2 separate regions of the Homo sapiens genome follow, and region 1 is linked to region 2. A link is a loop called in an ENCODE intact Hi-C map of the cell type or tissue named here. Cell type or tissue: A673. All regions are shown on one strand.

Evidence for each region. Hi-C counts contacts between places; a loop is a spot of excess contacts. Peaks named below come from ENCODE experiments on the same cell type or tissue, not always from the same donor. Only the 100,000 strongest peaks of a DNase experiment are listed, where the experiment ranks them.
Region 1: it touches region 2 in a loop (4-fold over the local background); 4 of 110 quality-filtered maps call a loop at or near these places.

Annotation. Positions count from the first base shown.
Region 1 is chr10:109,847,790-109,855,789 of GRCh38, forward strand. No RefSeq gene overlaps it. Among named protein-coding and RNA genes, the nearest start is that of XPNPEP1, 72 kb to the right of the region's middle. In A673, CTCF peaks have their summits at 4,850 (motif pointing left) and 5,054; a DNase peak (open chromatin) is centred at 4,822.
Region 2 is chr10:109,444,004-109,452,003 of GRCh38, forward strand. No RefSeq gene overlaps it. Among named protein-coding and RNA genes, the nearest start is that of XPNPEP1, 480 kb to the right of the region's middle. In A673, CTCF peaks have their summits at 3,896 (motif pointing left) and 7,630 (motif pointing right); DNase peaks (open chromatin) are centred at 3,848 and 6,948; H3K27ac peaks cover 2,083 bases.

The DNA of each region.
Region 1 (8,000 bases), 400 kb after region 2:
CTATGTTTGCATCATTAGTTTGCAAAAGGATGTACCAAGAGTTTCTTTTAATAGATGGTGTCCTGCTCCATTCAACATAGGATTCCTTGTGAATACAACTTTTTAGAAGGCTTATATATTGCATAAAGCAAGATACATACCAGCATCTCTCCATAGTTGGTTGTTTTGCCATTGTTTCCATAGGGGGCAGTTCTGGGTTTTGTTTTGCTGTTGTTTTGGGGTTTTTTTGTTTTTTGTGTTTTTTGGCTGTTCAGCATTCAACAACACCCCCCACACCCACCCCACCGCCCATTTCTGCTAGCACCTCCATCTCCTGTTGGGGAAAATTCCCCAGTTTTAAGATCTCGGCAGAAGGTAAGTCCCAGCCCCTGCCACCTTGCACCACCTGCTCTACTAGCGGAAGTCAAGGAGGCCACACTGTTTCTCCACCACACTATGCCAGGCTTGACCAGTCAGATGTTCATTCCTGGGACTTTGAGATTTGGCCAAGTGATGTCAAGTCAGAGGGAATATTTGAAGGGACACATTCACCACGGTGACTGAAGCCTTTTGACACCAACTGTTCCTGATATCCCAACACCAATCCCACCAATAACTTTTCCTAAATCCCTCCCCCTTCCACCTTTTCTCCCTAAATATGGACAGAGTTGGTTTCTGATTCTTGCAAATGAGAATACATCTGGGAAACTGAAAAACACTGTTTCTAGCCCACATATAAAAGGGCCACAGGCCTTCCCAACAGACTCTACACCTAATACATTGCAGGTCCTTCAATAGTAGAGACCACATTTTCTGTTATCTCTTCCCATTCCACCGATGAAACAGACCAACAAAAGAGCTGGGGGACACTAACCAATATGGACTCCAAAGTCCATATTGAAACTTAGCATGAAGTTAACCGAGAAGAGGCCAAATAGAAGCATCTTAAAGTCTTCTAGAGTAGATTGGGTTGTAAATAATACAACAAGTTCATATACTAAAGTACAAGAATATAAATAACTACACTTCATGTCTGCCTCATGAGCAGACATTATGTCTTAGGTATTTAATTTTAAAGTCACGCTGAACATTATGTTTTAATTAACGAACCTTGCTTCACAAGGCAATGAGGAGCATTTCTGCCAATTAGCGTCAGATCTATCTTTCATACATATGTCCTCTAATTCCTCACTTGCACTCCGGAATGGCCCAGGGGAAATTAATGACCTCTCTTTCACTTTATGTATATGGGTTTTTCCACCCACTAGTGGCTCACTTTTTGTCACCTCCCTGCCAAAGGACATCTGGAATATCTACAGCTGCATCTGTGGATGCCATTCCTTGATGTATAATCATGGCAAATCCAATTTCCCTCATAACAAAACCATCAAGAGTGCCCCCGCAACCCCAGGTCCCCAAGCCTTTCCCCTACAACCAGGTTATGCAAGGATGTGTCCAAGTCTGCAAATGGTAGCTGCCTCCATGAGATCAGAACAGGGCGGGGGGCAACACTGCCTCTTAGATGCCAGCGCAGGCTCCAGCATCAGCCTGCCAGGTGAAATTCCTGGTTTTACTAGCTGTAAATTCCAGCATTTACTAGCTGTGCAACCTTAACAAGTCCTTTCACTCCTCTTAGGTTTAGCTTCTTTACATGGAAAATTGGACTATTAATAGTAGCCACCTTACAGGGGTGTTGGGAGGACTAAATGAAACAGCATGTGTTGCACTTAGAAAATAACCCAGCACTTAGGAAATGCTTAATAAGCGTTTGCTATTGCTCTGCCTTCAACTTTGTGAAGTTCAACTTTGTGCCTTCAACTTTGTACACTTTGTGGAGACCTTTCTATCCATCTTTACAACAATCCCATAGACCCAAAGGTTCCTAATGTTTGGGGGACTTTTTGGCTTTGCTTTGTTTGGTTTTGTTTTTTTTGCAGGCCACCCACTTGCCTTGCCAAATGCTCCATGAACCAGGTGCCCAGGATGGTAATGGGCTGCTCTAATTCATTCACATTCTCCCTCACCTGGCTGCCACCTAATCCGGTGCTACAGAGATGTAAGCAACATGTCCTATGACTCCCCTAGGAAAAGAAGGGTAGGGAATAGACAGGCAAGATCAGGGATCTGATCCCTGGGGCAGGCAGCAACACAACACACAGTGACAGGGAAGTGGTGTTAGAGAGGGGGTGAGAGGCAGTGGGTGGTCTAGGCTAGTGGCACCTCCTCTGAGGAGTCCAGCAAAAAGGGGCATGTTCCACCAGATATAAAGGAACATGCGACTCTGTAGTCGGGGGATGAGTAGAGCATAGACTTTCAAGAAATATTTGGCATCAATCAAGCTTAAGCTTCCAGGTCCTAGGAATGTAAAGATGGGGGAAGTGGGAGAGTTGGAATTAGCATTAACTGATGTCCATTTTGCTCGGATTCGAAGAAGGCCACAGTATGAGCCACTCCCATCCCTTTTTTGTTGTTGTTGTTTGCTTGTTTTTGAAATGGAGTTTCGCTCTTGTTGCCCAGGCTGAAGTGCAATGGCGCGATGTCGGCTCACTGCAACCTCCGCCTCCTGGATTCAAGCGATTCTCCTGCCTCAGCCTCCCGAGTGGCTGGGATTACAGGCATGCGCCACCACACCTGGCTAATTTTTTGTATTTTTAAGAAAGGAAGAAAGTGTGTTTCGGAGAAGCCAGGAAACAAAGTCAAGGCACATGGTGGGAAACTGGTAGGTAAGCTCCACCCCACCAAGCTAGTACCTCTGCCCTCTCAGAGTCCAGAAGCTACCAGAGGGCTGAGCAAGAAACCAAAGCTGAATTTCAGGCAAGGAAGGTAATTCAGAAGCCCAGGCCCTTTCTTAGAAGCGGGCACAAGGGGGCTGGGTGCGGTGGCTCAAGCTTGTAATCCCAGCGCTTTGGGAGGCCGAAGCAGACGGATCACTTGAGATTGGGCATTTGAGACCAGCCAGGCCAATATGGTGAAACCCCGTTTGACTCTTCTAAAAAACAAAAATTAGTTAGGTATAATGGCACACATCTGTAATCCCAGCTACTCAGGAGGGTGAGACAGGGGAATCACTTGAACCCGGGAGGCGGAGGTTGCGGAGGTTGCGGTGAGCCAAGATCACACCACTGCACTCCAGCATGGGCAACAGAGCAATACTCTATCTCAAAAAAAAAAAAAAAAAAAAAAAAAAATGGGCACAAGGGGGAAACAGGCCTGCAAAAAGAAGACTCCGAATCTGCTCAGCATTCAGCTTCACAGAGACGGCCCTGGTCCTAGAGTCTGGGCAGGGTTGGTTCTGAAGATGGGGATGAAAGGAGATCATTTTGGGGCTGGAGAGATGGGGATGCAGGAAGTAAAGCCAGGACATCATGTCAACAGGGCCAAGGTGAAAGGTATTGGCTGTGATCATGGAACAAATGAAATCTACTAGATCACCTGAGGTCTTGACAAAGATTCTTTGCTTGGCCAAACTTTAGTCCACTTTTGGAAACTTCTCCTAGGCCCAGCTATGTACTCTCTTGTAAAGTCCACTTTTAGCAAAGAATCCTAAGTCAGTTTAGCAAGAACTCCCACTCCCACCCTTGATATCAGACCATCCTCAAAATCTGATCAGGTTTCTCATCCTCCACCATCCCCCAAATGATAACTGATCCCCCTGGCCTTTCTTCAGAAAGATTCCTTTTAGGTCAGTTTAGCCAGAACCTCCTAGCCCCTGATGTTTCTTCTAAGTAATTTTCCATCCACTGACCCCACCCTGCTCCTTGGCTATAAATTGCTGCTCGCCCATGCTATGATGTATTCAAAGTTGAGCCAAATCTCTCTCCCCAGCTGCAAGACACCATTGCAGGGGTCCCTCTAGCTATCACAATGGTCCTGAATAAACTCTGCCTTACAGTGCTTTGACAAGTATCATTGAAAAAATGTTTCTTTAACAGTTTCAGCAAAGGATTTTGATCTTATCGGTGCTGAGCTCCAAACCACTGAACTAACCAGACTACCTGAGGCTACAGACTACAAAGCACAACACATGAAGAGAGAAGAAAGGATTCTGGGGTCAGAGTGAACATAAACGCCTAGTGGTATCACAGCACAAAGCCTTTGTTTAAATAGGAAATGGCACGATAGAAGGCAGCCCTTAGCCCTCCTCTTGCTATTGCAGAGAATAGAATCCTCATTAGGTTTCCTGTTTAGGACAAAGTCAGAGGAAAGTCACAGAGGGATCCATCGGAAGAGTCCCAGAGGGAAAGGGAAAGGGAAAGGAGGTGAGATCGTTGACACTGAAGACAAAAAGGCTGGGGCGACTTGCTGGCATGGTGAGCCGCCTTACACAGAGGCCAGAGGTAGGCTGTTCTGATGAAATGGATTCGCACATAACTGGGGAAGTCTGAGCCAGATACAGGCTGTGCCAATGGGACAGAGTACTGGGACCCAGCCAGGGGACACCCTAGAGAGGTTCTGTAGATGCCTTACACCTGTTCCATTGCATCATAACCATAACCTCCTCTGTACTGTAGTCACATTTGGGCATGTCAAGTCTCCGTCAAAGCACAGGCTCTGTGAGGGGCACCGTAGGATGTATCTTTCTGTTCCCATCACACCCAGCTGAGGGTCCCATCAGAGCTGGCACTCAGCCCATCTTTATTAAATGAACTCTCCCTACATTCCTGCCTACAGTCATGAGCTGGGTACAATGGCCTCTGAGAGGACACTGAGTGGCAGCCACATGAGCGCCTCCAGGTCAGTAGGAAACCTCGAGAGGGTCCTCCCCGTGTCATCCTTCTCTATAATAATCCATCCGCTTCCTCAGCTGGCTGGCCGTCTCCACTCTCTCCACAGATCCACACTGCCATCTGCTGGCAGAAGGCACAGGAGCATCTCAACGCCGCTGTGCCCGCCTTGCAGGGCGTGCAGCAATTCCCAATGCCTGATGCCCAGAGTAATGCCCTCCTAACCCTTGGCATGTGACAGTGTCAGCCGTAGAAACTTCAGGCTCTGTTCCTTGTGACTTCCCAAGCATCTCCCTGTACTCATCCTCCCTTTCTTCACAAATTGTTCTCTAGTTCAGAAACGTGTCTTCCTCCACCATCCCACCTGGGCATACTGCAGACTCCTTTGACCCTGGGTTAGAGAAAAGAGAGCACAGAAGAGAGCCAGACACCTTCCACTTCGCAGCTCAGCCCTTCTCTAAGGCACTTCACTACAGATCATGATGCCCGAGCAGGCTTGGTTAGATTTTCTATAGTGAGATCTGTGATTTGTTTGTTTCACATTTCAACAACTCAGAAATGAGGATGCATCTTAGAGTCATGAGGTCTCGTGTGAAAACTTTGACACCTTCTGGAGAGATCAAGAAGCACGAGCATTAACGTGTCTCACTTTAAATAGGTGAAGTGCATGATGTGTGAATTATATCTCAATAAGGCTACACTTAGTTTTGTTTAAAGCTGTCTCAGGTTGGGTTGGGGAACATGGATGTATACACAAAGCTAACATTCAAGGATACACTCTACAGGAGCTTTCTCTTTCCATCCTCATAGCCTAATGAGGAGACATCGCCGCTAACCTCACATTACAGAGCAGGAAATGGGGGCTCAGAGAGGCTGTGCTCTTGCCCAGGGACTCACAGCTGGTACACAGTGCCATCTGCTTTAGAACCCATGTTCTAAACCACTATATACTCTTCTTTCACATGTTACTTCTATAAAGGAAAAATAAAAGAAAAATTTCTGTTGTAAGACAACAAACTTTCTTTTTTGATTTAAAAAAAAAAAAGTTATGGTAGGAAGTATCCAAGATGTCCTCCAATAGGTGAATGTATAAACAAACCTTGTGTATCTGTAACAAGAACATTATTCCATGATAAAAAGAAATAAGCTAACAAGCCATGAAAGGACATGGATGAACCTGAAATACATATTGCTAAGTGACAGAAGCCAGCATGAAAAATTCTACATGCTGTTTGATTCCTATTATATGGTATCTGGAAAAAGCAAAACTATAGAGACAGTAAAAAAAAAAAAAAAAAAAAAAAATCACTGGTTGCCAGGACCTTACGGGGAAATAGGAGGTTGAAATCAGGGAAGCCCAGGGGATATTTTTTTCAGGTGGTGAAACTATTCTGTATGATTGTGTAATTGTGGATACATGACACTATGCATTTATCAAAACATACTGAACCTTACAGCACACAGAGTGAACCATAATGTATGCAAATTGAAAAAAAAAAACCATTTAGGAGGTCAAAGGAATCCCAGGATGGAATGCAGTATGTGATAAAATGATCTAACTATATTAAAATGTATGAAACTGTAATACCTTACTGAAAGAAGGGGAGGGGGTGAGAAGGAAGGTGCTGACCTAAGCAACTTTGGAAATAAATGAGTGGAGTCTGTAAAACCGAAGCAAAAATAATTGCATATAAACACTATACTCGGCCGGGTGTGGTGGCTCATGCCTGTAATCCCAGCATTTTGGGAGGCCGAGGCAGGCGGATCACGAGGTCAGCAGAACGAGACCATCCTGGCTAACAGGGTGAAACCCCATCTCTACTAAAAAATACAAAAAATTAGCCAGGCGTGGTGGCTGGCACCTGTAGTACCAGCTACTCGGGAGGCTGAGGCAGGAGAACGGCGTGAACCCGGGAGGCGGAGCTTGCAGTGAGCGGAGATGGCGCCACTGCACTCCAGCCTGGGCGACAGAGCAAGATTCCGTCTAAAAAAAAAAAAAAACCACCGTACTCAAGTTGATAAAGCTGTTCCCCACAGTATACAGGTTAGCAATCTTAACACTGCTACACATGTACACTAGAATTAAGCAATTAAGTGAAATATAAGTGAAATGGATGGCGGATGGTGGGAGCCAAGTTCTCACTGATGAAGTAGGAAGTCACAGAGAAGCAAGGGGAGATGATCATGAATTAGAGTTGGAGACATCAGTGTGAACTCATGTTTAGTTTAATATAGAAACAGATGGTTACATATAGAAACACTGAAAGATAGTTGTGTGTGTATATATATATATACATATACATATGCATACCTCTTTGTCCTTGCTCTCAGCTGAGACGGCCTAGCAGCAAGGACAAGCCAGTAAGAGAACCTATCTAGTGCTCAGATCTTGGTTTTATTTATTTATTTATTTATTTATGAGATGGAGTTTCACTCTTGTCATCCAGGCTGAAGTGCAGTGGCATGATCTTGGTTCACTGCAACCTCCACTTCCTGGGTTCAAGTGATTCTCCAGCCTCAGCCTCCCGAGTAGCTGGGATTACAGGTGCCCACCACCAGGCCCAGCTAATTTTTGTATTTTTAGTAGAGACAAGGTGTAATTTTTGTATTTTTAGTACAGACAGGGTTTTGCCATGTTGGCCAGGCTGGTCTCGAACTCCTGACCCCAGGTGATCTGCCCGCCTCGGCCTCCTAAACTGCTGGGATTACAGTTGTGAGCCACCATGCCCAGCCTGGATCTTGGTTTTAAATACCTTTCTCCGGTAAAAGGCACTAGAGCTTCTTAAAGAAATGATTGATTCTAGAATTGGAGCAGGAAATACACAAGATGAGCCTGGAGCAATTTGTAGTGCCAGAAAGTAAAGAAGTGCTTACAACACACACACACACACACACACACACACACACACACACGATGGGATATATCAAAGGAACACAGGAGACAGCTGAAAGAGCCCTCAGTGGCCAAAGCTGGAACAATTTAAAGAAAGCAGTATTGATTATAATCCAAAGTATAAAATAAATATCTGCAAGCCTATACAAATATGAAAAAATAAAAGAATGTGGAAAAAGAGACAAATCTGTGCAGAAGCATTCTAAATAATTTACATATATTCTGTGCCCTCAAGAAAGTTGAACATAACTTCCACTCCTTAAGTATGGGCTACACGTAGTGACTTTCCAAGAATACAGGATAAGCAGGGGGTTGAAAGAGTCACTTTCCTATGGAGAAATATGACAAACACTGCCTCAGCCAGATGATCAAGGTTAACCTCATCAGTCAAAAGCCATGTTGAT
Region 2 (8,000 bases):
AAGAACAGGCAGACTGCATCTCCTCAGTGGGAGAAGCAGCAGTGCTGGAGTGGTAAAAGGCACAGACTCTCAGACCAGCCATGAATATGAACCTAGCTGAGAGACCCAGAAAAAGTTACTTAACTAACCTCCCTGTACTTGAGTTTCCACAGCTACGAAATGAGGTCAAATAGTAAACTTAGCCCACTAGGTTGTTCAGAAGATCAAACGACATTTTAACTGTAAAGCTCACTGCAAATTGTTGGTTTGAGATCACAGTCATGAGAGAAGTTGGTAGACTGCATGGTGTCCTTATTACAGGCTCTTTTGCTCTGCTCCCTAGAGCTCTCCCCACAGCATACAAAGTGATAGTTTTATTATTGTTATTATTGTTCCTTCTCCAAGATTTCAAATTCATGTGAGGGAAAATTTCTCAGTAGGATCTATTTCTGTTGAAAGTTAGTGTGTGGCCAACTCTAAGGCCATAAAGCTTTCATCCCCTGTTCCATACATTCACCTAGAAATAGGCCTGGGCAAAATCAGTTCTATGGGAGCAAAAGACTCCTTCAGGATCTTGCATGCAAAAAGTCCTAAAAGTTACTGAGACTGCATTTCTGAGTGCGTATCTCTTTATTATAGGGTGTCTGAATGTACCTCTCTGCGCCACTCTGTATCTCCGTGAATATAAGTCTATGTGTGTCAACTTCTGTGCATCTTTCTGTGTATCCTGGACTATTTCTATACATGGGAGTACTTGTGTGTGTGTGTCTTTTTGTGTATAACTGTGTGTCTCTCCATGAAACTATATCTATGTCTCTATGTGCACGTGACTCTGTCTCTATGTTGTGAAGGTGCGTCTGTGTGTATCTGTGCCTATGTGCATTTTTATTCTGTTTTTTTTTTTTTTTTTTTTTTTTTTGAGATGGAGTCTCACTCTGTCACTCAGGCTGGAGTGCAGTGGTGCGATCTCAGCTCACTGCAACCTCTGCCTCCCGGGTTCAAGAGATGCTCCTGCCTCAGCCTCCTGAGTATCTGGGACTACAGGCTCATGCCACCATGCCCAGCTAATTTTTGTATTTTTTTTAGTAGAGACGGAATTTCACCATATTGGCCAGGATGGTCTTGAACTCCTGACCTCGTGATCTGCCCACCTCAACCTCCCAAAGTGCTGGGATTACAGGCATGAGCCACCGCACCTAGCCTCTCTGTGCATTTTTCTAAGAAGTTCTAGGATTGCATTTCAGCACAGAGATGTGCCTAAATATGTGTCTGTGTCTGCTTCTGTGTCAGGAGCCATAGTCTATAACCGTGTGTGTGTATGTCTAATAGGGTTGTATGTGTCTGTTTTCTTCTGTCTGTGTTATATCTATCAGTGAAACTCCCCTTTTGTATCCCATGCCATGTACATGTGTGTTTATGTGACAAAGGACAGAACAGAGCAACTTCAATTTGGCTCATCAGTGATCCTAGGTTACTCCGTGTTGTGGTCAAACCAACTCTTAGAAAACACAGGCCATTAGTTCTCCAACCTGTCTGCTGAGGCTCCAAGGAGCTTTTAAAGAAACCCTGATGCCCAGACTCCACTTGTAGATATTAAAATTGCCATTTCTGGCTTTGCAGTGAAGTCTGGACATGCGAGCTTTGTAAAGCACCCCAGTTGATTCTAATGTGCAGCCATGGCTGAGAAGAACTGTACCAGGGTCTCTACCATTCTCCCTGGAAAGCCAAAAACTACTTTCCTTGCCTTTCACATCAATACTATCAGTGGGGAGGGTGAGGGAGTTTTGAATAATTTGCCCTGTATGAAAAGGACAGAGCCCCCTGCCTACTTTCTTGCTGAGGAGGGAGGCACCCCACCTGACTGGACCCTGTGAATCCACACTCTTCAAATTAACCTGTGAGATGACTGAGGAAAAAATTCTCCTCCGAGCCCAAACCTTCTTTCATATCAGCAGATACTCACTTTCTACATCTATATCTGTCTAATTAAAAAGATGTACTGCTACCTTAATTTCCATATAAACTCATCACATTTATTCCAAGTGTTTGGAAAACCAAAGGAGGATTTATTAGTACAATAAACAAAGTGTTTCATAGAAATTTAAATGCATTTTTTGGCATACTTTACCAATAAAAAGAAAGAAGAGAGGTCCAGAATGGAGCAATACCACTCATATGTGGAAATGGAAATCTAAAGACAGAAATGAGGGAGAATCTAAGAAGACAAAGGAAAAGCAATGAAACCTCAGATGCTTAGACCCTGAAAAGCAGGGCCACCCTAGCCCATAAAATACTTTTGTACATATTAGAGAAAGACACCCCTCCCCAGGATTCAGCCCCCCACTACCTTTAGAGAAGGGTGCCTGGGTTAATGTCCTGTGGAAGCCCCGTTGGAAATGTTTTACCGAGGAACAGTCTGTTCTCCCACCTGCAACTCCTGCTTCTTGAGAAGTATCTGAGAATCTAGGGTCTTCTACCCATGAAGATTCATTCAGGCCAGTAGACAGACTTTTATTTAGGCAAGAAAAAAGGTAGATTCCAACAGTCCTTTGGAAGCACTACTGCACCTGGTAGTCTACCTAAAAATCACCAAGTTCTCACTGAATATTTGTTGAATGAACAAATTTCTTTTTCTGAGTAGGACATTGAGAGGGCTCTCTCAGCCAACTAAAAGAAACACAGAGGCACTGAGTATGCTTTTGGGAGTTGCCAACTTTCTCACCAGAGGAGCCCTCCTGTGTATCAAAGTATCCATGGAAAAGGATCAAGGTAAGGAATGTGCTATGCTCATCTCACTAAGAGAAATGCGAAGAAAATATACTACACATTATGTATCCCAAGCCCACAATTTAAGGAAAGATTCATGAAGAAAATACGAGATTGGATTACCTGGGGAAGTTGAAGACAGGAACGATGGAAGCATCACCAAATTTTAGAGCAGAAATTGACTCTGGAGACTGTCCAGTCCAGCCCTTTCATTTTGTAGTTGAAAAACTGGTGCCCAGAGACACAAAAGTCTGCATCCAGCCCCTCAGCTAACAAGTGATAGATTGGATTTGAGAACCCAGCTTATTTACTCCTCATCTGGTGCTGTTTTCATGCTCTTGTCTCCCTCTAGAAAGACTTGAGCAAAAAAGTTTGGAGGTGGAAAAATAAACATGCTGACCTTATTAACCAGCGTATGGACCATTACAGCTCCAGGGTTTCTGCCACCCCAATTCACCGATATTTTTTAATAGAATGATCAAAATGTCTTTTTTTGGGGGAGGGGGTGGAATTAAGGATGCCTCTCTTTCCTCCCAGCCCCACTATTTTTTTTTCTTTTTTTTTTTTTTTTTGAGACAGAGTTTTGCTCTTGTTGCCCAGGCTGGAGTGCAGTGGTGTAATCTTGGCTCACCACAACCTCCACCTCCCAGGTTCAAGTGATTCTCCTGCCTCAGCCTCCCGAGTAGCTGGGATTACAGGCAAGCACCACCATGGCCCCAGCCCCACTATTTAGCACACAGTATAAATGGTTACAAGCATTATGTAAATGTTATCATCAGCAAGTGGAGTTTGAGACTACCCCATTACTGTTTATCCTCTGACTCAGGGCGACGGGCTCCCAGGGAGGTGGGGGTTGTGCCAGTGCCTGTTTATGCTGATGAAATCAAATCTCTGTGTGACAGTTTATAGGATGTCCCCCAAAACTTCCCAGGAATTATCCAAGAGTTTATGCAATCAGTGTTTTTTACATTAGTCGTTTGAAGTTGTTCAAGCAAACTGCCAAACTGGTCCTATCAAGCTGATCCAACAATCTTTTCTCTGTCCCAGAATCCCGGTTATCTCCGACACACCATACCCCACCCCTGCCTCTACACACAAACACTTGTGGCTGTCTCCCTTGAAAGCAACAGGCTGCCACCCACTGGTGAGAAATTAGCTTTCAGAAACCACAATATTGGCTTTTAAGACCCTGGAGATAACAGAAAGAAAATGTCAGGTTAAAACTTGGTAGTTCTTAAAAGGTGATAATAAGAAAGTGATCATTAGAGAAATGTTGCCAAGATTTAGTTTCCTAGGGTGGGAAAAAGAAAACATATGAGAAAAGAAATGAAAACATTGGGGCAACGCCTAAAGGGGAAAGAATTTTTCCTTGGTGAGTCCACAACTCTGAATTTAGCACTTGCAGTTACAGCAGGTTGCCGCATATCTCCTTTCTCCCAAGAAGAATACAAATCTCAGGATTGAAAGATTTTATTGCACCCATACCTCTTAAATTCCCCATCCCCCAACACAACGCTAACAAGAAGCTCCTCAGTCAGTTGAAACAGGTCTAGTGATTTTGGACTTGTAGTCTGGCTAAGAAGCTCAGCCCATGCTTGCCCATGCCTATATTAAGTTCCTCCCTAGTCAACAGAAAAATCAGTGGAAATCTCGATTAGTAAACAAGATAAGAAAACAATGTTATTCTCACTAGTAATCAGAGGAGTGCAAATTAAAACATCAAGGTACTGTTTTTCACCCAGAAAAGTAGTAGCAATATTTCTCATTGATAATACCCCTTTGTGTTAATACTAATGCAATAAAATTAGCACTTTCATACATTGCTGGCAGCAGTGTAAATTGTTACTACTTTTCAGGAAGGCACAGTGATATATCCACAGTTCACACTCTTTGATCCAGTGAACATATTTCTTGTAATTTTTATTTTTAAAAACACAGTGGGAAAACAATTATATACCCAAGCATGTTCATTGCAGGTTTGTTTTGAAATGACCTACTGTTTTAATAGAATTGCTACATCTATCATTATACACTGACACAATTGAGTAGAATCCAGAAATTGTAAATGATGGTCAGAGATAGGTCACATTATGGAGTTTGCATACAGTATAATATTAATTCAAAAGAGAAGGATGCTATATCAGCCACGGTTTACCCTCTAGGCACTAAGAATCAACTGGCATTAGCTTCATCACATAAATATATATTAAAGCAGTCGCTGGGATCTGGAAAGCCAAAGTGAGTGGCAATCCAGCCTAGAATGTCACAGAGTAGTCCGGGAAAGACAGTGTGGCTGCTGCTGACACAGCATAGACACCTCAATATTCATGACCACCAGCCTCTGCACTGAAGCCTATAGTCACTGACCACTAACTCCAGAACCTGGATGTAGCTGTCCCTAGAACATCAGTGTCTCCTGTGCAGTCCCTTCATCTTCAGGTCACCAGCTTTTAATTCAAGTCTAAGGTGCACCTGTTCATGAGCTTTAGGAGCTGCTGAGACAGTAAGGACCTGGCATTTGTAGTTGCCACAGCGGGAGGAAAATCTCCTGAAAATTTTTACCAAAAAGGATGTAAATGCTAAACAGTCAAAAAATGATATATTTCCACCAGAAACACATAAAACAAAAAAGATTATGATTAGAAGTATGATTATGATTATGACTGCAACCAGCAAAAACTATTTACATTAGGGAAGAATTAAAAGTGACTGGATTTACACACAGAAGTTTGGGTGATTTTTCCTCTTCTCTCATAATGTTCAATCTCTGAATCAAATGTCCTTTTCAAATACATGCATTAGTTTCCTAGGACTGTTGTAACAAATTATCACAAACTTTGTGGCTTAAAATAAGATAAATTTATTCAGTCCCAGTTCTGGAGGCTAGAAATCCAAAATCATGGCCCAGGCCATGCTCCCTCTGAATGCTCTAAGAAGGAGTCCATCCTACATCTTCCTAGCTTCTAGTGGATGCCAGCAATCTTTGGTGTTCCTTGGCTTACAGCTGCACCACCCAACATCTTGATTACATTTGCAAAGACCCTGTTTCCAATGAAGGTCTCATTCACAGGTTTCAGGCAGACATGAATTTTTGGGAGATACTCTCTAATAGTACAATATTTTAGAGCTTTCTTCCTTTTGTTGAGACAAAGATCAAATATGTGTTATAAGGGACTGGCCTATATTTCTTTGGAATCCAAATATGGCTTTTGTTATATCACCTAGCATAAGGTTCAGTACATACTGGCATTTATTAAACACTTGATGAATGACAGAGTAAAGGAAAATACCAGGTATGGGAGGAAAATGTAATAATTAAAAACAGATAAATGAATAAATCATTCTATATGAAGCTAATTTTAAAATCTACAAGAACAGAGACAATTTCTATAACCTCCTCATGATCAATTTTAATATCATCATCATGTATTAAAGAATCTGACAAAATCACACCTGTCTATCCTCCTCATAGATGTTACAAAAAGGCTGCTTCCTAAATAGAACCATAACAAAAATACTACTACTACTAATAAGCCCTGAACATGAGCTGAAAACCCTTTAACTCAAGGTCAGAGTAACACTGAGCAAAGCTATACAATACAGAAAGAATGTCATTGATTTCATTGGTAGATGCTCTTTATGTTTTGAAAAGATAGGTGCATAAATATAGGCACAAAGTAGGTTAGCAAACCAAGTAGTTTAGGAGCGTTGAGTAGGTTGGGAAGATAAGTAACTATGTAGGCAAATATATATATATATATATATACACATACATACATATAGGTTAGATAAGTAGAATAATTAGGTAAGTAGATAAAATTTAACTGTGGACCTATTTGCATTTTCCAGAACTCTCAGACAACAATATCCTGAGAAAAATACAACAACAGAAAGGGCTACAGTGGGACAGATTGAGGAGTGGGGATCTGAGTACAGGTTAAATTATTAGAAGGCAAAAGGGAGGACACCAGTAACTGTATACTAACAGTCCATAAATTGAAAGCAATTAAAATAGCATGCCCCTGAAATGCACCTACCACAGGGTGCATTCCAGTTCTGCATTCTCCAAATCCTTAATTACCCTTCACTGGATGGGAACTTTGATCCCTTATAAATTGCCTTAGCCCCCAGGGAACTGGAGATCCAGCTCTTGGGAGCCCTCTTGTCAGTGGAGCAGCCCCATTGTTTGGGAACAGAGCTCAGCAACAAAGAGAGAAAAGGGCAGACATCAATCAAGTCAAATGACAAGCTCCTCAAAGGGTCTGAGTGACCTCATTTTTGCCTAGTGAAATCCTATTAAGAGGCTTTCAGGAAGCTCACAGTTTAATTCAACAGTAATTACCTTTGTACAGTGAATAACAATCCTAATTTATTAACTGTATATAAATAGTATATGACTTAATTTTTAATAAACACAGCCCGCCTCAGGTGCCAGTGAGGAACATGGGCATATATTCATAGAAGTTCCTGTTCTGCTTGAGCAAAGCAAAAGAGAAAAGTAATTCAAAGCAGGTCAAGATATTACTTTTGCAGTCAATAAAAAGTTATGAGCATGCTCAGATGCCGTTCAAAACATTCCAAGATATGTCCTGGCTTCCTTGAGCCACCCACAGTTCAACAGCAGACAACAGAGAAATACAATAAGATGAAGGCATATATCAGAAATAAAATATGTATCAATAAGAATGTGTTCACCACAAGTTAACTTTGAAAAAGCTTATTAAAAAGGGCTTAAATAATAAAGTTATATTTTGTTTACTTAATAAGGAATTTGAAAAAAGTAACTCAGTGCAACAGCTCAATAACATCTCAAAAATCCAAGTTCTTTGTGTCCATTCGTTCTGCCATCCTCATTCTTACATCTGTGCCTTTATCATCACAAGAGGGCAGCCACCGCTCCAAGCACATTCAAGGCAAAAGACTGCTTCCTAATAAGAAATATAAATAAAACCATCTATGAGCCTAAGTAAATGTCTCTAGTTTTATGGTCCAGTAAAGGAATTATCCTTTTTGGAGTGCTGAGTAGGTTGGGAAGATAAGTAACTATGTAGGTGAATATATACATACATATAGGTTACATAAGTAGAATAATTAGGTAGATAGATAACATTTAACTGTGGACCTATTTGCATTTTCCAAACCTCTCAGGAATTATCCTTTTCTGAACCATAAGACTAGAGAAATTTGCTTAGGTTCATTGATGGTTTTATTTATAGCAACTATAAGCTATTAGGGAGCTTTTCCAAACTTTTCAG